Regions from separate parts of the Mus musculus genome. Here all the other regions are linked to region 1. The links are chromatin loops, found by intact Hi-C in ENCODE. Cell type or tissue: gastrocnemius. All regions are shown on one strand.

Region 1 (8,000 bases):
GTTCTGGTTAGTTCTGCAGGTTTGCCTGGAGAGAGAACTCATTCCTGACCTTCCCCCTTCCTCTCTTTCCCCTCCTCCCTTCCCCTTTCTCCTCCTCTTCTCCCTTTTCTTCCTCTTCTTCCTTCTCCTCCTTCATTGTGTTGATGTTCTAGATCTTTTGCGTTTACATTTAAATTTTAGAATGGCCACTAGATAATCTGCAATTTCCCCTAGATTTGGTATCCATCATGAGTTTTTGCCTGAGTTTGTCTTTATCCTGGTTACAGTATGATTCTATAACCCAGACCTTTGAATAGGGAAGAGCCTTCCCATCCCCCCTCTGGTAAACACATCAATATGAATTAGATGAGGTCCAGTCTACCCCGCCCCCCAGCTCATGCTTTAAATATGGTATCTAAGTGATTTTATCTGAACTTGGGTCCCAGAATCTGCTATGCTAGCGTGCAGGCTTCTGTAAGTTTAGGCTTTGTATATGGGTCTGCCATCCATTTTGAATTAAGTTTTATACACGACATGAGATGTGGATCAATATTCAGTTTTTTGAACATGCATGAATCCAGCCAAATGATTCCAGCTTTATTAGTGACGAGACTATTTTCTCCATCGAATTGCCCTCACACATTGGTTTTGAAATCAGATGCTCACATGGACGTGGGGATCTAATTCTGAACACTCCACTTCCTTCGATGATTCTATTTTGAAGCCTTATGCTAACACTGAAATGTGTCAACTTCTGTGGGTTTAGACCTCTTGAGATCAGGAATTTACTTCTATAGCTTTATTCTTTTTCAGTGCTATTTCCTATATTGGAGGTCCTTTTCTTAGGATTTAAATTAGACTTGAGAATCAGCCTGAAATTTTTTTTCAAACCATAAACTCTTCTGGGATATGAACTGGAGCTCTGATGATTCAGTGGAAGGATTGGGGGGAAGTTGTTGCCTGGCAACGTCAAGCCTTCAAACCCATGAACAAGCCCCAGGTCCCGTGCATTTATATAGGTCCCTTTGATTCCCTTGAAGCATGGATAGATTCTGTATATGCCTCTCAGACATCTTTCAACTAATTTATCCCCTAACTATTTCCTATATTTAGTGTGACAGTAAGTGGCATCTTAAATGTTTAGATATCTTTATGCAAGGATGCAGGTGTGTCACAATACAATAAAGGCAATTCTAACCCTCCCTTTCCACACAGGGTGACTGTAATCTCTTCCTTCATCCTTTCTACCTCCACTCTCTCCAACACAGACTTAAATGCCATTTATAGTAGATTTCTAATCTTATGCCTCCACCCCCAAAGTCCTGGGATTACAGGTATGAGCCACTACCCTTGGCAACCAATGGAAGGCTTCATGCATGCTAGGCTGGTACTAGCAATTGAGCTACATCCCTATCTATCTATCTATCTATCTATCTATCTATCTATCTATCTATCTATCTATCTATCTATCTATCTATCTATCTATCTACGTATTGAACTGGCTAGGACCTCTAGAAGTGGAGGAAGTTATAAGAATATATATTCCAGACCTTATCCTTAATCTTAGGGAGAAAACTTTCAGTATTTTAACATTAGGCATGGCATGACCTGTGGGTTTCCATTGACTAAGTGATCCAGTATGTTTCCTTCTAAACTGGCTTCTTTCCTTCTATATCTGAATTCTATTTGCTGAAATGTTAAGATTTTACATTTGTGTTCAGGGAAGCTATTCTGTACAGCTTTTGCCTAGCCTCTTGAATGGTTTTTGGGTTCCTGCGTAGAATGAGTTCAAAAGTTGTCTTTCTTATCCAATTTCTTGGGTAAGTTTGTTCAGAACTAGAACTTTTTCATGAAATACTTGCTATAGTTCACCGGTAAAGCCATTAGAGTTACAGATTTCCTTTGAGGGGAGATTTTAAAATACAAATTCAATGTTTTGGATCAATATTGGTCTGTTTATTTTATTTCTTTTTTGTTTTGTTTTGTTTTGTTTTTCAAGACAGGGTTTTTCTGTATAGCCCTGGCTGTCCTGGAACTCACTCTGTAGACCAGGCTAGCCTCGAACTCAGAAATCCGCCTGCCTCTGCCTCCCAAGTGCTGGGATTAAAGGCGTGCACCACCATGCCCTGCATGTTATTTCTTCTTTTTTAAAAAATATTTTTATTAGGTATTTTTCTCATTTACATTTCCAATGCTATCCCAAAAGTCCCCCATACCCTCCCCCCTACTACCCTACCCACCCACTCCCACTTTTTGGCCCTGGCATTCCCCTGTACTGGGGCATATAAAGTTTGCAAGTCCAATGGGCCTCTCTTTCCAGTGATGGCCGACTAGACCATCTTTTGATACATATGCAGCTAGAGTCAAGAGCTCAGGGGTACTGGTTAGTTCATAATGTTGTTCCACCTATAGGGTTGCAGATCCCTTTAGCTCCTTGGGTACTTTCTCTAGCTCCTCCATTGGGGGTCCTGTGATCCATCCAATAGCTGACTGTGAGCATCCACTTCTATGTTTGCTAGGCTGCGGCATAGTCTCACAAGAGACAGCTACATCTGGGTCTTTTCAGCAAAATCTTGCTAGTGTGTGCAATGGTGTCATCATTTGGAAGCTGATTATGGATCCCCGGATATGGCAGTCTCTAGATGGTCCATCCTTTCGTCACAGCTCCAAACTTTGTCTCTGTAACTCCTTCCATGGGTGTTTTGTTCCCAGTTCTAAGAAGGGGCAAAGTGTCCTCACTTTGGTCTTCGTTCTTCTTGAGTTTCATGCGTTTAGCAAATTGTATCTTATATCTTGGGTATCCTAAGTTTCTGGGCTAATATCCACTTATCAGTGAGTACATATTGTGTGAGTTCCTTTGTGATAGGGTTACCTCACTCAGGATGATGCCCTCCAATCGAGGAGCTGGTTCTTTGAGAAAATCAACAAGATAGATAAACCCTTAGCCAGACTCACTAAAGGGCACAGGGAAAGCATTCTAATTAACAAAATCAGAAATGTAAAGGGAGACATAACAACAGATGTTATTTCTTCTTGAGTAAGTTTGATGGTCTTTCCAGGACTCTGCTTGCTAGTTTAAGTCCGCTCTAGTTTAAGTTGTCAAGGCTATCAGCACAGAGTTGTTTAATGTTACATTGTTACTCTTTTGACAGCCATAGGTTCTATAGGAGTGTCTCCTTGTCTGCTGACACTGGTAGATCATGGTTTTTCTGTCTTTTTATTTATTTTCTCCCCTTCCTCTGTAGTGAGGTAGGAGGCCATCAGGCTTTCCATCCCATTGTTCAGATGAGAAATAAGCATTGACAAGAGTCTCTGCCTTACATAATACTTAATGAGCAATCTGGGAGGGTGAGGATGTATCCATTTTGATTTGTATTCCCTCCAGCTTAGAAGGAAGAGGGCTTTCCCAAAGAAATGCCTAGATCCCAGAATTTGTCATATAGAGATTCAGGCACACATAGATAGAAAGATGTAATTCTTGTTCCAGTGTTCATTTACTCATTCATCCAGCCCTTCATATGATTCATTCATTCATTCATTTATTCACTCAATACATTTTTAAAGATGCATTTATCTCTGTGTGCATGTGTCTTTGTGCGTGAGGATATACACGCATGGGTATGCAGGTGCTTGTATCTGTGCTTTTGTGTGGAGTCTGGAACAATACACCAGCTGTCTGTCTTCCTCTCCCATTCATATATTCCTTTGAGATAGAGTCTTTCCACGAGCCCCTGGCTCACATTTTCTTGGTAGTTTGGGAGCCACCAAGACCAAGTGATGCTCCTGGGCTGGCCTCCCTCAGAGATATGCTTACAGGAGTGCAGGGGACATGTGGCATCTTACATGGATGCTGGATTCTGAATTCCATCTTCATGACTATTCATCAAGTGCTCTTGGCCACTGAGCCATCTCTCTAGACCCTACTTAATGCACATTGACTTTCAAACCTGTACTGAAGCTATAGGACATGTGTTTGTGGTGGCCTAACATGTTGGATCCCATGAAGGCAAGCAGTGGTGTCAGGCCCAGAGATTTGAGATAGTCTACCTGTGAACTCAGTACCACAGCCTCTGCCTTGTGCAGAGAGTTACTCAGGACCTAGGCCAGACTAACAGGAGCATCTTTTCCCATCTTCTCGTTATCTTCTGTCCAGTCTGAGGAAAAGATTTTCCTCCAATGTTGTGTGTGTGTGTGTGTTTCATATTTAGTGTGTTTTCTTCTATTTTCTGGAGGAAAAAGCAAAGGGCTGGCTGTCTTCCTTTAAAAGGTAACAGTGTTTGTCCATGGAAGTAGAGTGAATGACCAGCAGACTGTGACAGAGAAAGAGCCAGTATAATTTGGACTGCGAGGCATTCTGCAAATGGCTAGAACCCAGGACTAAAAAGAGCCTCTTTTGTTCTTTAGCACAAAATTCCAGTGATAGCCATTGCCACTCATTGGACCTTCATGGTGAACCTTTAGGGGGACATGGGACAGAGCAGGTGGCCATGCAGCAGGTGTATCTAGGTTCTGAGAACCAGAATTGGACCCCCATGGGCAAGAACCACAGCCTATACTTTCAGGTAGTTGCTTTAAAAGAGCCACCTGGAGCTGAGGATGTTGGTGGGCTCCAGATAGCATTTACAAGTAGAAAGTAGAATAATTTTTAAATAGATTAGATGGAGAAATTAGAATCTGAGAAGCAGGCTCCTGTATATCACTGCTTATGAGTAGAGGAGAATACTGTATTATTGGAAAAATGATTTTTTTTTCTTTTCTCAAAGTCTTGTGCCCATTGAAAGCCAGCTTAAAAAAAGTCAGAGAACTGGAAAAAATAATAAAAAATTTAAATATATATATAGAATTTCAGGGACTAGAGAAATGACTTAGTGGTTAAGAGCACTAAGCACTCTTGCTGAGGACCTAGGCTCCAGTCTCACCCACAGATCTGTAACTCCAGTGTCAGGGGAATCTAATGCCATCTTCTGGCCTCTGTGGGTACTGCATGCATGGTGCGTCTACACACATGCAAGCAGATATGCAAGATTCTTTTAAAAGATCTTCAAAACAGAATTTTGGTTGATGACGTTTTGGGGGACTTTTTAAAAAGTCAGAAATTATCTTGTTCCTTAGTTTATAAAGTCAGGAGAGGGCTGGGTGCAAATAACACTGTGGGTGTCAATCTGCTAAGTGACAATATGTTAATTATCATGGATCTATATTGGGCCAAGAGAAATGAAAAACAACCAAACCAAACAAACAAACTGAAACGCAGAAAGTTACCTTTAAATAGTAACTGAGAAATGGAAAGTCAGGAAAACAAATGGGCGATGGCCCTGGAACCCTTCAGTGACTTCAGCAGAGGCAGAATCTCTGCCTCTCCTTACAGGAAGTTAGAATAATGCCTGTGATTTCCTTTAGGCTCAGAATACAAATACAAGATCCCTGCCAAAACAAAGGACAGCAGCTTCCCACAGCTCTGGAGGCTGCTGGGTGGTTCTTAGGGTAGAGCTCTTGGGAGAGGGCTTGTGTTGTAGTGCCTTATGGGCGTGCTCCAGACAGGCAAGTCTGCAGGTACATAGCTGGCGAGGAAGGGAACTGAGAGGGGAGAGCATGTTTTATCCAGACTGGAGAAGCCCCCATGTTCTACAGCACTCTCTGAACTCTGTGGTTTGAGAGGTTAAGACATTCAGGGGTGCATGGTTAGACTGGTACAGCCAGTATCTAAAGCCACAATAGAGAATGAACCTTGTCCATTATAGGTTAACTTATGTCCCCACTACTACCACCACCACCACAATTCAGTTTCTAGAAGCCTGCAGTGCCCTAGCATCTGTCTAGATGAGGAGACCATGGGTTCTAATCAAGGTGCCTATGCTAAAATGTGGCTATCAGGTTTGGACCCTCATGTCATTTGACTGGAATTCCCATAAAAAGTGGGAATTTGGAGACTGGGAAGAAAGCTCAGAGGCTAACAGTGCTCACTCTGCAAGATTGAGGGCCTGAGTTCAAATCCCCAACATGGAGGTAAGAAAAAGAAAGAAATCAGGCAGGGCTACATGAGCCTGTAGCCCCCAGCACTGTGAGGTGGAGACAGGGGGATCCCTAGGGCTCAATGGGCAGCCAGTCTAGCTGAAGGTGTGAGTGTCCAGTTTCCTGAGAGACTATCTCGAGGTAACATGGAGGAAGCAATAGAGAAAGACATCTGAATTTTCTGCTCTTGCCTTTGCACAAGTCACCACACACTCATGTACATAAACCACACACACGAACAGCTCTCCTCCCCCAACACACACAGGAAGTAGGAGTTTGAATACCCAGAAAGACATTCAGTATACGTGCATGGAACAAAGACCACAAGAATCCAGCAGGAAGGAGGCTACCCAAAATCCAGGGAGATTCAGGAGGAACCACACATTTGACAATACCTTGATCTTGGACTTCCTGTACGAAAATAAGTTTTTATCACTTGAGCTGCTTGGGTCTGACATTTTGTTATTGTATCACTGTTTGCCAGTTATCCGTCACTGTGATATAACACCTGATATAAATCACTTAAAGGAGGAAGAACTTACTTTGACGTACGGTTTCCATCCATGGTTGGCTGGCTCCATTGCTTTGGTCCAAGGCAAGGCAGTGCATCACAGCAGGGGCGTGTATGTGACAGAACACAGATGGCTATCGCAGGGCAGCCAGAAAGCAGAGAGAATTCACAAACATTTCTGGACAAGGTCTATCTTTCCAGGGTATGCCCTGTGATCAGTTTCCTCCAATGAGGACCCATTTTTGTTTTCTACCACTTCCTAATGATGCTATCGTGTTATGAATCCATCATGGGATTCAGCCATTGGGAAGAACTCAAAGGCCATCAGCTGGCAACCAAGCCTTAAACATATGAACCATATCCAGTGCAGACAACAACACAGGCAAGAAAATGAGTACAATAATGCTAAGAAACACCATTGGGCGTTGTCCCAAATGCTCTGCTTCCAGCGGTGGAAACAAACGGTGCAGCAGACGTGGTTCTGTGTGGTGCCATGAAGCTCCCAGGTGATCTGCAGAGCCTAGGGTTGGTGGGTGGCTGAGCTTGTGAGGGGTCGTCTCACTCTACCCCACACCCAGCTGCACCAGCAGCCTCCTGCACTGACCAGGAAAGAAAGCAGGAAACGACCTAAGCCAGATTATGCTGTACTCTTGCAGTTTGGGACGTAGTCATGTGCGGTTGGAGATATTTTTAACATTATACTCAGTTGTTTGAAACAAGTTATTTTGGTTGAGACCAATCCACCTTGGTCAACACAGTCATGTCATCTTGATGAGGTTTGGACACAGAACTAATGAAGAGGAAGAGACCCCCCCCCCATGGTTTGATTGTGAAAGAAAAAGAGAGAAGGACCAAAGAAATTTCCAGAAGAACAGAACTGGGATACTGTGACAGGGAGCTGGGAGCTGGGCAGACCTAAGGACACATTAGGCATTCTCCCCTTTGAGTTCTTGGTGGCCACATGTCTACCTCTGAGCTCCTTTGAATGACTGACAAGTAGGCCAGCCTGGAAGGATGCCTGGGTCTCCTGCTAATGGGATGGACACCAGCAGGTGCCTCATTTGTGCTGCATAGGAAGACCCAGGGCCACAGAACAAGGAGGGACTGCCAAATAGCCCCGTGCTGTGCGGCTGGTAGAGAAGACAGAGCCTGCTTAGCAGAGCCAGTAGGCTTACAGACCAAACTGCCCGTGTTCCCATAAGTCTCCCAGGGGCTTACAGACTGAACTGCTAGTGTTCCCGTGGGTCTCCAGGTCAGATCTGGTTGAAAGCATGACATGTAGATGTCAGGGTGGGAAGTTAGATATCTTATTAACTTTAGGTCTCACTTAGAATAACTCTGTGGTCCACTTTAAAATGAGAATGTACAGAACTCTCGGAGCCACTGACTCTTCCCAGGAAGCCTGAGCCTATGAGTCACTTCCTGTGTGCAAGTGGGACTCAGTCATCCCACCTGCTTGATTTGTGTGTCCCTGAAGGGGAGGTTGGAGCAGGTCACC
Region 2 (8,000 bases), 200 kb before region 1:
CTTGGGTAGGACTAAGTGAAGAGGAAGTACACATATAGGCACACTCATGCAGATACACACACACATTCTCACATACACACACACACACACACACACACACACACACACACAGCCGGGGCACCGCATACACACAGATGCACACATACACACAGATGCACACTTGCTCAGGCTGTGCGTCTACACACACACACAGAGTAACACACTCAGTTTGTACGACCTTGCTGACTAGAAGCAAGCATCTCCAAGGGGCCCTCAACACACTCCAAAGCAACTGGCTGTGGTACCCGCAGGTGCCCCCTGCAAGCATCCAGAAACATCCACGCCGGCTTCAAGCATCACATCTGCAGGTGAAACACAGCAGCCGGGCGTCAGCTGACCCATACGAGGACCCAGAGTAATCACATTGTTTAACCTGCTCCAGGAAAAATGAGCTCATTGGCCTACACTGGACACTCACAGAGGCAGCCAAGCTCCCGCCCCCTCGGCCAGCCAGATACACAAAGCCAAGCAGCGGAGCCCAGTCACAGCCCTAAATATTTACCCCAATGAACGACGAACTGGTTCTTCATATGCTTTTAGAGTAATTCCATGACTGCACACACAGCCAGAAAGAGGAATGCGGTGGGACCAAGCACACGCCATCTCTCCGGTCTGTCTATAAACAAGTATAATCGCCCCACCTCCTCCACCCTATCCCTGGGGATTCAAGGTTTATCCAAGGCTAGCAGCTTCCTATAGCTTGCCAGTAGTGGAGCCACGATGTGACTTTCTCCTCTCCCCTGGACCTCGCCACATAGCTGGGAGTACCCTGCTTGCTGGAGGAAAGAAGCAACTCTGAACTCCTCCCAGGAAAAAGTTCCAACTCGCCAGGCTGCATTGAGATGTCCCAAAGCACAATGTGATTGCATCTGATAACACCCCCAATATTCCTACCCACTGCTGGGGGGCCATGTAAAGTATAATGACCAGTAGTATATGGCTTATACCATTTGGGGGACTCCATGGTTCATGCTGTCCAAATTCAAGTCCTCTGAGCACTACCACCAAACTCCCTGAAACTTAGCATTGTATGATCGTCCTCTGTTCTGCATGGGCCACGCATGGAAAGCAAACCGGACCTATTAATTATCCTAGGAAGCACCAGGGAAGTGTGGCCCAAAGGAGCACCCTGCAGGCCGCTCTCTACAGCCTTGAGTTAGGAGGGGGTCTTGAAGGTGTTTTCAGCTCTCGATTAATTTTTAAAACCTTTTTAAATTAATTAACATTAAAAATTAAAAGCAAAGATGCTGCCAGTTGGGTCCAGTAGAAGCAACATGTTATCAAGACATTTGACTGCAGGACCCAGGGTCACCTGCCTGAGCCACCTTACTCAGTACCTGTGACACACCCAGAGGGCCAATGGAGCTCCACAAAAACACCTGCCAGCTTACACCAGCTCTGTAAGCATGGGCGTCTGAGGCCACTGTGCTCGCTTGGCAAGTCTAAGATGAATGACCCGGCGCAGTGAGACGGGGCAAGTTGAGGCCCTGCTGTATGTGCACACACTGGCTACTTCCCCAGCTGCTGAAAGAAGGTACTCCGAATGGGACACACTGCACTGGACTTCCGTTCTCCTGGGAGACAAGGGGCAGAGTACAGAAAAGAACAGCGTCTGGGAGATGAGAGAAGCTGGGTGGTCTGAAGGGTTTCGCCATGTGTGGCCTGAGATCAGGCCCTGCACATGGCTGTCCTGATCCAGAGTGAAGTCACCTAGGCCCGCATCTCCAGGAACTGCGTTGCGAGTGATGAGTGCTGAGGCCCTCGTTGGCATCTAGGTGCCCTCTGAGGCCAAGGCCTACGGGAGTCTGCTCACTCCCATCCCTTCCCCACAGAGCTGACTCGGTCTGCACGGGCTGCCACAGACTCAGTGACCTGACCATGCACAGGTGTTCTGAAAGCTTACATCCAAGGTCAGGTGTCATCCAGGACACCATGGACAATGGCAGGCCATCCCTTAAGCCAATGACTCACAAACTACCCAAGGTTGGGACCATTAATACAGTGACCCTTGAATACAGTCCCTCCTGTTGTGGCGACCCCCAATCCACAAAAGTATTTCCTTGCTACTTCATAACTGTAATTTTGCTACTGTTATGAATGATACCATAAATATCTGAGATGCAGGATATCTGATATGTAACCCCTGTGAAAGGCTTGTTTGGCCATCCCCCAAGGGGTTGCGACCCACAGGTTGGGAATATCACTGCCTCAAACTAGAGAGCATTTTGTCCTCACTATGCATCACAGTGAGAGTGGGGACACTCACCTTACTCTGCCAGTTTTGCTCTGGAAAGGAGGTCTCACTATGCTGCCCAAGCTCCCCTCAAACTCCAAAACTCAAAGGTTCCTCCTGCCTCAGCCCCTCCAGTGCTAACACCACAGTCACCAGCCAACCAGCCCCATCTTTATGACCTAATCCCTAAAACTTCCCCTCTACCCAGCATGGGGAGTGTCACAACCCAGTCCAGAGTCTCAGTTGACAGTCACCATCCATCTCTTCTCTAGGACTAAGGAATAAGAAAGGAGGGAATATGTTCTCCAAGGTGCCTTCTCTGTAGAACCCTGCCATTCAAAACTCATCAGAAACACTAGCATCTACTTCTACCAGCCTGGCAAGTACACCAGTGGGAACCCCAGCTCCTTCTGCACCCACCCGGACCAACAAGCATTGCCTGGAGTCCATCAGAGACACAATTCTAGGTGTCTCATATCTGCTGGGCACAATTCAGCCTGGAAGGAGGTCTCCGGGACTCAGCACATGGATCCTGAAGGCCCAGAGGGCTCTGGTCTGAGCCACAGACCCTCTCCAAGGACTCCAAGAAGTTTAACCTCCTGCGCTTGCCTAGCTCCTCCCACCCAGGTGTAAGCATGTATCAGCTGAGAACACAGAGGAACACAGGAAAGGGTCTGCAGCCCCAGGTGTCCTGGCTGGCACCCTGACCTTGGAGTTGTCTAGTCACCTCAGGCAGAGTTGGATTCTCAGCATTCATGGCCAGCTTGCCATGTCACTAACGTGAAATCAGATTAAGACAGTGACCCCTGAAAGTATGATGTCCCCTCAGGACTGCAGTATTCCACTGTGTGCCCAAGCACTGTCCAACCACTTTGGAGACCACTACCAGGTGAGGAGGGGTGCCCACCCTCGATGTACAACTGTACTTAGCAGTACACCACCAACCCCGTGGTTCTCCACCGTATTTCTACAGTCCACTCTGGCTGCTGCTGACTTACCAAAAAAATGAGTGTTTGCAAACCAAACAAACGTATACACTTTCCTTAATTTTCAAAGATGACTAAACTTTTCATAAATGGCTTTTCCCGCTTCATATTACTACCAACAGCTAATTCCGTTGGGTTCTTTCAGCTACACACACTCGGGCACATCCACACGGAACAATATGAACACACATCTTTAGGGATGGATGTCACAGACTCCGGGCAGTGGGGACAGCACTCTGTTTGCATGTCTCACTCCCTCCATCTACTGGTGGCTGATGAGAATGAGTCAACCAAAAACCTGGCTTCAATTTAAAACAATTGGCAAGATCACATGACCCACCCGTACCTGGGAATCTACCCAAAGGCCTAAGCACACCGCAGGGACACCTGCTCGTTCATGCTGCTCGTTCATGCCTACCGCATCGCTGTTCACTGCAGCCCAGCGTCTGGCAGCAGATGAACGGGTGAAATGTGGTACATACACACACAGGAGTTTTATTTAGCCATAAAGAGAAAATAAAGTATGTGTTGGCAAGAAAACCGACAGAGCCAGAGACTGTCATAATAAGTAAAGTAAGCCAGACCCAGACAGACAAATACTGTCTTTTCTCTGTCACACGCAGAACACGGGTGTTATACACACCACACCACACCTCCACACACGCCATGAAAGTGGGAGGGGAGCTACTTGGAAGGAGCAGGTACAGGAGTGGGGAAGATGGGAGCAGACAAAAGATGGAGAAGACAGTGAGAGAGAATGATACACTTGATGCGATTATAAACACATGCTTTGAACAAATAGAAAATATGAAAACCAGCAGCACCAACAAATGTCCACAGCATCGCTTCGGTCACAAATAAAGAAATGAGTGATTCAAAGCCAGGTCAGAACAGGAGCAGACAACAGTGACCACTGGGGGAAGGCGGGACCTGGACCTCACTCCCTTCCTGGACGGACAACCTCTGCATCCTGGACAGGGGTTCTATCAGCATTTCTAGTGGGCGGGGACATCCTCCCAAGATACCTGCTCTTCTGCAGTCAGTGGGGAACCGGGGCCATGCAGAAATTAGTGCTGTAACCACGCAGGCTCCCTTACAAGCCTTTTGTTCCCCCTCCAAGTCTTCCTGCTTTCTGGAGACATCTGAGCTATCTCATCTGGGTCCTCCTTCCTGTCAGCTGACCTGGGTCCTGACTCCACCCACTGCTCCCCAATGGGGGAAATGACCCCTCCACTCAGGAGCTTATAATCATGTTTCTATCTTTTATAAAGAACTAGCAGGTTGGCTTAGTGGTTCACACCTTTAAGCCCAGAACTCAGGAGGCAGAAGCAGGGGCATGAGTTAGTTCAAGGCTAGCCTGGTGGGGGTTGGGGGACGACGACACTCTGCCTCAAAAATAAATAAATAAAATGAAAAAGAACTAGCAGCTCACAATGCACTAATCACTCTCTCAATTCTTTCAAACAGAAAAAGAAAAAAAAAAAGGTTAAATCTCATGGAACCCTGGACAGGAAATAATCCCAGAGGTTAGCTGTAGGAAGAGCAGAGAGAAGAGACCAAGATATCATTTAAGATATCAGAACAGAAGACCTGAAAGTCATTTCTATTCTTGGGAAAGAAAGGAAGATCACAGAAAGAGATCACCTATGGTGTGTATGTATGAAACAACTGATCCCCTTCCTGCTAAGTATACATCCGCAATGCAAAGTCTGGCATGGCCAGCAGGGGGCAGTATAGGCGAGCAAGAAGCTAAGTCTAAGATCCCACTATCCACTTAGATTACTCACTTCCTTCCCTTCCTGCTGCTTCAATCGCCTTGTTTGCTGAGCATGAGTCTACAATTACCGCAGAACAAAAAATTTAACCTATGTGTACTCTTAAAATTCCCCTAAGAATGTGCCTCATCTCTTTTTTTATACTACCTGAATAAACAAGTCTGAAAGCCTAAAAGCCAAAAATTCACAGTATATGCACTTAAATGTATGTCTGTTTGCATGGTGATGATGTGTTTATGCTACAGTCAGCAAACACAGCTTGCTTAATGAGGCAAAAATCTTTGTCAGTTTTATAAAGCAAAGTTCATGAGAAATATTTAATATGTAAATAAAGCAGTAAAATGTGATCGAAAAACAAAAACAAACAAACAAACAATAACACACCTCACTAATACCACTACAACTCATCGTAAGACTTTAAGCCATTGTTTATTAAGTTAGACTCTCAGGCCTGTGGAGGTCATCAGCAGCCCACCTCTGAGAAGAGTGGATTATCCCACCCATTTCAATGACTCCCTTCACCACAAACCCAGAGGGGTCAGGAAAAGCTGGCTGTGTGCATTCCAGCATGCAAGCCTGCAAAAGTTCTGCCATCCACTGCAGGGTGAGGCACTCAGCTAGCATGCAGGACTGAAGCTGTAGCCCATAGCTTGCCAGCCACCTCAGAGCTGGGCAGGTAAACAAGGGGCTAACAGCTAGAGATGGCTGACTCTAGATGCTCAGTGACCCTCAAAGATAAAAAAGCGGCTGACTCCCACTCCACTGTTCAAAGCCCCTTTCCTCTGACCACAACTGACAGCAGTCAGAAGACAAAACTGCCTCTCTAGGGCTCGGAAGCCTCTGCCCACCCTGTGTCTATTCCCAATTGTCTTCAGCCTGGTGAGGGAAGGCGCTGCCTCCCCAGCCATCACAGCCCCAAGCACCGTCAGGGCCAAGGCCAGGCTTCTGCTCCCACAGAGACCATGGCCACTCCTCCCAGGGAAAGGAGGCTTGGAAAGCCAAGGTAAAGAACTTCAGTAGAAGAGGAGCGGACGATGGACCACTGGGAAATACCAACTGCCGAGGGGCCAGCTATACTCTGGAGTGAGCCAGGAAAACACGCCGCCTACGAGCTGTCTCCACTGGAAGAGTCTTTAAACATCCCCTCAGCAACAAGTTTCCCCAGCACTGTGCAGCAGGGCACTGCAGTCTCTGCAGTCAGCCTGTGGCGGTGGGCTGGCATCTGTGGCAAGATGGATCTGTAGCTCAGGCTGGCAATCTCGAATTGAGATAGCCGTAAGAGGAAGTTAAAGCAAACACTGGTGACAACCTGTGGGCTAAAGGAAATGCAGAGACTGGCCAAACAAGAGAATTCCAGAGCCCCACATCAGTGAACATAGCTTCCTGGTGGTGTGGCCTTTGGAGGGTCTACAAAAATCCAATGACCATTTTGTACCTAGATCTTGCTATGCGGAGAGGCCATTGGTCAGAGACACCAGTGCCTCATCATGGAGAATGAAAGGAAGCCTGAGAGGGACTAAAGACCACACAGAGACAGGTATGAGGGGTGGAGCCCCAGTGTTCTCTTTTTCCAGGGCACCTTCCCTGAAGTTCTCATTAAACATCAGCAGAACTAAACTGTGCATAGAAAATTACTGTTCCTCCTCCATCAAATGGCTCTACTTCCATTCCTGAGACCCACAGGAAAGGAGTCACAGCAGCCAGACCTCATTCTACCCCACCCACCACACCCCAGCATGCTTCACAGAGACCCTCAAGCTGCTGGCTGCAGTAACAAACCCCAGCTACAAAGCTGCTCTTCGGTAAAATAGATTGTTACAGGGCCATTGTGGGAACTCTCTCCGAGGAGACACAGAGCATCGTCTTCAACCCCCTCTCCCTTACAGGGTACCAACAACAAAACCACACAGTAAGATTCCACTGTAGCCCAACGGGAACTAAGGGAAGCACGGGAGAGGGGTTATCTCCAGGAGCAGCTGCCACTAGGAAGCCTCGGCCCCAGCATGGATGACAGCTTCCCCATAGCTGTATAGGAGTCCTACTCGCAGTTAACATTCCACCGTCTACAGTACTTCACCCAGACCACGTGCAATTTAGCCAGAATTAACATATAACTGGCCAGTAAGTGCAAAAGAGTGTGACTGAGCTCAGCCGAGGGTCCAATGAGCCTCCCTACACCTCTCCTACTCTGAGGGAACGCCGCCTGTCAAGGAGTCATGGCTTGAGAGTCTCTCGCACGTAGCCACGGCTGTTCCCGTGACACCCACACTGTGCTCAGAGGACAGCGCTCCACGGCAAGGACTGAAAACAAAAGGGTGTGTTTCGCCCTTTCAAGAAGGCCTAGCACACAGCAGGCACTGCACAGGCTGAGCTCGGAATCTCAACCCCATACCTGTTATTTTGACTTGGCAGAAGCGCAACTCAAGGACAGCTGTGTCTCTGGCTGCCTTTCACTCACCAGCTGTCTGGAGCTCAAGCAAGGATCTTTCACCCTTCCACTGGATTCTCCTTTTCCACCCAGGAGGCTTTGCGAATATACAAAGCAGGCAGCAGGTTAGCAAGCTCGGTTAACAAGGGAGACAGAAGTGATTCTGTTACTGTCAGGTTTATATACAGGTAATGTGTTTTCTCTACTAATGGCTCAAAATTATTCATTTCAAGCCACTGGCTTTTCCAAGCAAGCAAGGATTTAGTGAGCCTTTCCAGTTTCGCCAGCACAAGGATCAACTACAGGCCGAGCGGGGCAAGTAAACGCAGCGTGGACCTCATGTCCGGGCCCTGGTTGTTCTGAATCCAGCTCGGGGATTTTCTCGAGCTGTCCACTCATGGGTATGCACAGTAAGTGAATGACAACAGGAGCCCAGAGAAAGCTGCTGATCCCCAGCCCACAACAGCTGAGACGGAATTCCCTGAAGGGATCCGAGGACCTCTCCCTAGGGCATGTGGTCTGATGAGAGAATGTGCCAC
Region 3 (8,000 bases), 310 kb before region 1:
CACACAAGGATGAGAAGAGGGAAGTTGGGACCCAGAGGCACGCGTAGCGTCTCAGGGAAATCCTGAGTTTCCTTGGGTTTGGCACCAGGAAGAATGAAATGCAGAGTGAGACAGAAGGAACGGATCAAGTCTGAGACCCAGAGAACAGGTAACCATCTGCGAGGCAGAGGAGGAAAGAGACGCAAGCTTCTGGAAAAGCCTGGCTGCTTCGGGGGAGGGGGAGACAGAACACAAGGGTGGCAATGTGGCCCAGTGCTCAAATACACTGCAGTAGAAAGAGCTGGGCCCCAAATCTTAGCTGGAGAGTTAGTGAGACAACCCAGGCCATTTACTCAAACAACCCAAAGATCACAGTTTCCAGTTCAAGACTGGGTCTCCTACAGCCTGGGCTGGCTTCACACCTGCAGTGTGGCTTAGTACCTGATCCTCCTGCCTCTACCTCCCAAGTACTGAGGCCACAATCACATGCCACCACACCCAGCTTATGTAGTGTTGGAGTCTGAACTTAGGACTTCGTGCATGTTACACAGGCATTCTACAGGCTAAATTACGCTCTCAGGCCCTGTTCTCTGAGTGTGCTGCTGGGACCAAGTTTTCTTCAGGGTCTGTGAACAGCAAGGCTTTTTGATTCCCACCCTTCTGTAAGAATCTCAGGCTTGTCCTTCTCTACTCCCTGCCAGTCCCCAACACAGAAATAAGGAGACAGAAGTGGGTAACTACACGTAGATTTAGGCCAAAGGTCTTCAGACTGACTGCCCACAACCAACTGCCTCTGAGAATAGGAACAAGCTCTGGAGTGTCCTCAGAAGACCCGACTCTAAGCCCACTCTTTATCCAGAAGTTCAAGTCCCTGAGGCAGAGGCTACCCCTCCCCACCTGCCTCTGCCCTGCTTTAGTATTGGTTTCTCTCATAACCCACATCCGGCAGCACCACGACTGACATGAATATGCCTCCCTTAGCGGAGCCTGAAGCTCCGGCAGGTGAACTCCCCACGAATCCCACTGTCCCTGTGGTGGGCAGTCTACAGTAACTGAGGCTGGCCCACACTCTTAGCCCCAAGTTCTGACTTTACTTTCTGGGGTTCAGAGTTTGCTCTTTCAGTTTAATCTCCCCAGGACCAAATGTCAAATATATATGCCTTCATCTTAAAGGCAGGATCGGGCTAAGAATGAGCAATATAGCCACGAATATGAGCACAGTGGGACTGACAGAGCTTTTAGTACCGGTTCGCCCGTGCAGAGCAGGCTGCACAGTGACACACAGGGGCACAGTGACACACCTGTGCAGAGCAGGCTACACAGTGACACACAGATGCCATCAGGGACTACTCTGCAGGGTTCCTTCTTCTGAACACAGCCCCTAAAAGTGTAACTGGGAGCAGCTGCCCAACGCTGCTGCCTGCACACTACGTGGTGGGCTTCTGTCCCCACAGCCACGTGTGACTGTTCTCCCAGAGTGTGTCCCAGAGCCCCTGCAGTCACAAAGCTGGCCATTTACCGTCCTGGAAGACCCGCTCCACGTTGAGCCCATAGGTGGCGCACGTCTCATAGTACGTGCACCTCTTCAGGTCATTGGAGAGCTTCCGAGCCCTGACGTCATCGATGACCCTCGGGTTGGTGGAACTTATGGCATCTGCAACAGACAAGGACAGGGTGCTCACTAGCATCTGCTTCCCATGACTCTAGAGCCCACGGGACTTAACCCTGCCCCACAGCCAGTTGCTTCCTGCAGCTCTGGGGGCCCCTGCAACTCAAAACCCATCAAAGCCCATGGAGAAGTCATTCCTCCCAGAAGTTGGGATTCTGAAAACAGTTCATCCTCAAAATTGGGCTCAACTCAACCCCTGGGGTAGGGAGGTCACACATGTCGTAACACTCAGGAGGCCAAGGTAGAAGGACTGAGGTCAAGGCTCTTTTGGAGAGAGGCTCATTATCCTATCCTTTAGGCTCACTTGGTGTGTCGAAAAACAAAACAAAAACAAAAACAAAATGTGTGATTTTGGACACTCGGTGTCCATGTGACAACAGCCTCCCCAACAAAGGTTCCTCGGATACAGCCCAAAGAACATGTCCATCTGTCTTGCCCAACAAGTAAGTATATCTGACATATGTTTACAACAAGTAGGGAAAAGGTCCTTTTTAAAGGCGTAAACATTTTTATTTTTAAAGTAAAATAGGAAGGAAATAAATTTAAAACCATAATTTCTCGAAGCCTTTGTCTAATTTGGAAAGCACAGACCACCAAGCTCCCATTTTATCCAGCCTGGGACCCCAACAAACTGCAGCTACCCCATCCACATATGAATTCAGGTCAGTGTGTCACAGAGGTGGCCCTGGGCCCGCAGCTCAGCTCAGCTCTAGCTGGCCCCCGTATGCACCCACTTTAACTTGGCAGTGTCCTAACGCTGCATCTCCTAATCAGTCTAACTGCAAGTCTTTGGGGGTAGAACAGGCCTAATGAGCACCGGAGTGGTCCTTCACTCCCCCATGTGGCCCCAGATGAGCAAGCATAGGCCATTCCTGCCCTAGAAGATGCACTGAGCTCAGCACCACCTCTCAGCACTGGCCTCCCGGCCTCCTGCAGGCTGGGTATCCCTAAGAGTTTCTCAGCTCTCTCTCTCACCCTAACAACCCCTGGCCTCTAAAACCACCTAGCCTAGCCAGCAGAAAGGAACCCTCAGGCACCTTCTCATATCACCTGAGGGCCTTGCTGCCGACATCCCCAGTGTTGGCACAGGTGCCTCAGGAGCCCACTGAGCATGGAACACATGGGTACTGACAGAATATCATGGGGAAGCCGCACAGAGTCCAGCTTCTGCCATAGGTGCCCTTGGTCCCTCAGCCCAGTAACAAGGTCCAAGCAGGGCCCCAGAACAGCTGGTCCCATACTGAGATAAAAGAGATTAAAAAAAACAAAAAAACAAAAAACCCTAGATCAAGGTCAAGTCCTATGTCCACTGACTCTTGACACATGACTACCTGACCTGACATTTCCTCTCCCAAAGCACTGAGGGGCTACACTAGCTCTAGTCTAGGAGCGTGGGCCAAAGCCTGGACTCTTACTCCGCCCCACTGCAAACAGAAACAAACGCTGTAGGCATGAGAAATGCAGCAGGCAATCTGTTCTTTCCAGCCAGCATGAGCCACGGAGAGTCCACAATGGGAAAATGTTGTGTCTCAGAAGCAGGCCCACATGGCTCTTACACACTGGGCTGCTGCTGGGAATTGCCCGGTCGGTCATAGACAAAGCATTCCTTCAGAATTTTCCCCTGCTCCAACTGTGGGGGAAACCTGGCTGGGAGATGCAATGGCTTTAAGACTCCACTTGAGGACTTTCCAGAGCAGACACCTTAACCATGCCACCATGTTGCACAGTGTCAATGCTCTGGTAGCAGGTTTCAGGACTTCTAGGGTCCACACATGCACACACACACATAGATGTTCTAGCCATTTCCATGACAGGCTGTGATACTTGTATAGGACCTATATCATCTGCTTGCATACTTCATCTTAGGTTACCTGGATGGCAAGTGTACCATGCACAAAGCTTACAACTTTGGTACAGCTAACTTCTTGGTACAAAGATCAGATTGGCCCTGAACTTACAGAGATCCACCAGAGTGCTAGTAAAGGCACGGACCACCACACTGCTTTGTATTTTTGAGACAGTCTAGTTTTGTAGCCCAGGCTAGCCTTCAGTGGCAATCTGTCTTTCTCAACTCCCTAGTACCATGATTACAGGTGTGTATCACCTGTATTTTACTTTTCCTGTTGTTGGACCACATGAAGACAGGAAGGCCAATTGCACATTAAAAACCAAAGCACTGTCTCCAGGTGACCAGCAGAGGGAGCTATAGGAACAAAAAAGTCTTCTATTTGGTTTAAGATTGGGTGGCAGAGTTTGGTGCTGCAGGCTTCAGAAATAAGAAAGACCACTGCATGCATCCGAAAAGAAAAGAAAGAAAAGAAAAGAAAAGAAAAGAAAAGAAAAGAAAAGAAAAGAAAAGAAAAGAAAAGAAAGGAAAGGAAAGGAAAGGAAAGGAAAGGAAAGGAAAGGAAAGGAAAGGAAAGGAAAGGAAAGGAAAGGAAAGGAAAGGAAAAGAAAAGAGGAAAGGGGAAAGGGGGAGGGGGGAGGGGGGAAGGGGGAAGGGGGAAGGGGGAAGGGGGAAAGGGGGAAAGGGGGAAAGGGGAAAGGGGAAAGGGGAAAGGGAAAAGGGAAAAGGGAAAAGGGAAAAGGGAAAAGGGAAAAGGGAAAAGGGAAAAGGGAAAAGGGAAAAGGGAAAAGGGAAAAGGGAAAAGGGAAAAGGGAAAAGGGAAAAGGGAAAAGGGAAAAGGGAAAAAAGGGAAAAGGGAAAAGGAAAGGAAAGGAAAGAAAAGAAGAAAAGAAAAGAAAAGAAAAGAAAAGAAAAGAAAAGAAAAAGAAAGAAAAGGAAAAAGGAAGGAAGAAATGGTGGTCTCTATGGGAACACAATTTTAATATTTTAGAAGTGACACACTGAGGGCAGGCAGCCAGTGCCTCATTACACAGCTCTCAAACCCTGACTGCACGTCAGCTGGTAAATACCAGATTTACTAATTCCAAATGAAATAGCAAAAGCAGCTCAAATTTTAGAAAAGTCAGGAAGGAATACTCCACAATTTTGCTTAAAACCTTGGCTGGACTCCAGTGGCCAATTCCTGAGAGCGAGTCTGTGACCAGGGCTGAGGGAGTTGTCCGATTCTGTGTGACAATCACCTTACTCAGAGGACATGTTTTAAGTGATAAGAAAGACAGTAATAACTGAAGTCACAGGGAGGCTGTGGCCTTTGTGAAGGGGCTGCTGGGTAGAAAAGGAGAGACCATGAGATCCTGAGAAATAACAAGGGTGAGGGCAAAACTCAACTGTGTGTCACAAGCTAGTACCAAACGGGCACTGAAAGTCGAAATTAACCAGACACTTGGTGTAACAGAAATAAATAAAAACAACCTGATTACAAGGTGTCTTATGCAAAAGGCAACTAAGGCATCGTAATGTAGACAAACCATGAGCCAACAGGTTTTCCTAAAGCACCAGGGATGGGGTTGGGGTGGCAGATGTCTGTCTGAGCCTGAGTGTCATTTCCATAGCACTAATCAAGAAAGGCCACGTGATGGTAATTCTCATTCTGAAAAGCAACTTCAGCCCCAGCCCCCACTTTCAGCTTCAGGTCATTTCCAAATTCCTCCATACTGCGCACATGCCCACAAAACCTTCAGAAACACCCGAGCAGAGCTGGCACTCACCCTGGGTCCCCACCAGCACTAATGGGATCTCACTGGTGTTCCTGTAGTTGGCCATTCGGCTGTAGTAATGGTAGACAGTCTGGAAACTGATCTCATCCTCCAAGCTGAAGACAAAGATGACCGCGTCCACCCACATGGCGAACTGCAGAGAGAGGAGTGAAGAAGGGCAGCTGAGCGGGGCCCAGGATGAGGCTGTGAGGCCTGACGTCCGTGTATGCACTATGGCCAAATTACTGATGTTCCCTCGTGTGTGTGTGTGTGTGTGTGTGTGTGTGTGTGTGTGTGTGTGTGTCCCACACTGCAGATGCAAGGCTCTACCTGTGCCCTGAAGCCTCCCCATCTGGAAACAGGCCATGGGGGTCAGTCCACACAGCCTCCACAGAACCTTCCAAAGACTTAGTGGACCTCAAGTTGAGTGGGGACTCTTCCTCTGCACCCACACAGTGTGCTCAAGAGTCGTAGTGCCCACAGCGCACACCAGTGAGAGTGTTTTCCCAGAGAGTTCCTGCTACAGCAGAGGCTGAGCAGCCACCAAGCACACCCACCCACTCAGCTCCCTGCTGGGAAATTACTACTCATTTGTAGCAAAGTTAAAGGGGGAGTGGTAAGGTTAATCTATACCCAGGCCTCTTCCATCATCGTATTTACAACAGCTCTCTTATTTACAACAGCTCTCTTGGGAGGATGAAGCTGAGGGAGAGACCAGGCTCCCTGCAGTGCCCAGCAACCCTCTCTCACAGAAGCTGAGACAGTCTGGATCCAGTCTGTGTCTGTCTCTTTACATGTGTAAACAAACAAGGGAGCCCCAATCTCCCCCTGGAAGCTCACCCCGGGGAAGCTCTTAGGGTCAAGGAAGAGCTCCTAATTAATTGTGCCTGCGTGTGAAGTGACAGCCACCTGCAACAACTGTACGCGTTTCAATGTGGAATATTTACCCAAGAGACTTACAGACCTCAAGTTCCAATGGCACACACATAGGTCAGTAAGACCTTGGGGCAAAGTTTTCTTGAGGCAGAGCCACAGACACTGTCAGGACACAGTGGCGGCTGTACAGGAAGCCTGGGGTGCCTCCGACTGAGTGCCTCTCTCTTCGACCTGCCAGGGGGGAGCCCTTACCTGGGTGATGGTTGGTGTCAACTGTCTACTTGACAAAAACCTATGATCACCAAAGAGATGGGCCTCTGAGCCTGTCTATGGGGGACTGTTCTCACTATGCTGAGCGAGATGGGAAGACACGCCCACTGTGGGCAGAATCTTCTTGGACTGTACAGACAAGTGAGCTGAGCATGAGCAAGCCTCACTAATCCTCCGCTTCCTGCTCTTGACTGTGGCTGTTTCAAGTTCCCTGTTGCCCGGACTCCCATGACATGATGGACTGTACCCTGGAATTCTGGGCCACATAAACCCTCTTCTCTAAAGTTATGTTGCCAGTGTGTTTTATCACAAAAAAGACATGGAACTAAGTGGGTGGAGAGGTGGCTACGTGGTTAAGAGCACTGACTGCTCTCCTGAAGGTCCTGAGTTCAAATCCCAGCAACTGCATGGTGGCTCACAACCATCCATAATGAGATCTGACACCCTCTTCTGCTGTGTCTGAAGACAGCTACAGTGTACTTGCATATAATAATAAATAATTAAAAAAAAAAGCCAGGCGATGGTGGCACACACCTTTAATCCCAGCACTTGGGAGACAGAGGCAGGCAGATTTCTGAGTTCCAGGCCAGCCTGGTCTACAGAGTGAGTTCCAGGGGTATACAGAGAAACCCTGTCTCGAAAACCAAAAAAAAAAAAAGACGTGGAACTAAGACATACTCTCCTCCAAGAGGCAGAAAAGAGAAGGCCTTGCCCCGTCTTCCAGCATAGGAAGTGGTCTAGATCGAAACCCCTTATATGAAATCAGGAACATCTGCACCTCCTTCTACCTGGCCCTCCTTCTGTCTTAGCTGTCCCAGCAGGTGTGAACTGTCCTACCAGGTGTGAGCTGTCTTAGCAGGTGTGAACTGCCCTAGCAGGTGTGAACTGCCCTAGCAGGTGTGAACTGCCCTAGCAGGTGTGAGCTGTCTTAGCAGGTGTGAACTGCCCTAGCAGGTGTGAACTGCCCTAGCAGGTGTGAGCTGTCTTAGCAGGTATGTGCCATCCCATCAGGTGTGGGCTGTGCCTACTTCTAGGTTCTTTTCACTTAGCTAGAAGATCATGGTGTCAGTAGAAAATGAAGCCAGATAAAAGTTTTGATGCTACCTTTCGAGACGTTTTTCAAAGGAATCACAGTACACTGTAGTCTAGGGTTCAGTGAGGAATGACGTAGGCCAAGGGCTGGCAAGCTTGTGGAGATGCCCACTCCTGTCAACTGCCAGAAAAGCGTCCCAATTCCAGCCAGCAGACTTTGTAAATGATTGCTCTGAGATCAATTAAAGGGGAGGGCACCAAAACACGATGCATTTATACGTATAAAAATTTCTAGAAGTCATTCTGACAGTCATATTTCAGAGCAGATATATTTGCTTTTCCTTCTTAAAAACTTGAACTTAAATAAAAAACAAAATCAGCCACACATACCCAAAATTCCTGGGTACCTAACTTCCCTTATTTTAAACTTGATTCTTGTCTTGTTTCAGCCTTTAGATCAAGTCATCAAAGAGCAAAAAAAAAATCAGTCTGGCTTGGGTGTGCATGCAGTACTCACCTGTGCCTCCGGGGGGCCCCCTTCATCCCTAATCAGCAGCAGATAACTCTGTCC

Evidence for each region. Peaks named below come from ENCODE experiments on the same cell type or tissue, not always from the same donor. Only the 100,000 strongest peaks of a DNase experiment are listed, where the experiment ranks them.
Region 2: it touches region 1 in a loop (12-fold over the local background); 16 of 42 quality-filtered maps call a loop at or near these places.
Region 3: a loop joins it to region 1, with 4 times the contacts of the local background. A loop is called at or near these places in 6 of 42 quality-filtered maps.

Annotation. Positions count from the first base shown.
Region 1 is chr1:89,320,225-89,328,224 of GRCm38, reverse strand. No RefSeq gene overlaps it. Among named protein-coding and RNA genes, the nearest start is that of Gm41913, 63 kb to the left of the region's middle. In gastrocnemius, a CTCF peak has its summit at 4,938 (motif pointing left); DNase peaks (open chromatin) are centred at 4,944 and 6,621; H3K27ac peaks cover 1,584 bases.
Region 2 is chr1:89,521,582-89,529,581 of GRCm38, reverse strand. The region is part of intron 1 of Agap1 (ArfGAP with GTPase domain, ankyrin repeat and PH domain 1); the gene reads right to left. Among named protein-coding and RNA genes, the nearest start is that of Gm41914, 55 kb to the left of the region's middle. In gastrocnemius, CTCF peaks have their summits at 3,533 (motif pointing left) and 4,972 (motif pointing right); DNase peaks (open chromatin) are centred at 3,569, 4,339 and 4,981; H3K4me3 peaks cover 846 bases; H3K27ac peaks cover 982 bases.
Region 3 is chr1:89,627,793-89,635,792 of GRCm38, reverse strand. Agap1 (ArfGAP with GTPase domain, ankyrin repeat and PH domain 1) reads right to left here. Exons shown (of 18, transcript NM_178119.3): 4 at 7,947-8,000; 5 at 5,264-5,405; 6 at 1,499-1,633. Among named protein-coding and RNA genes, the nearest start is that of Gm41914, 51 kb to the right of the region's middle. In gastrocnemius, CTCF peaks have their summits at 1,609, 3,825 (motif pointing right) and 7,951; DNase peaks (open chromatin) are centred at 1,519, 3,827 and 7,967.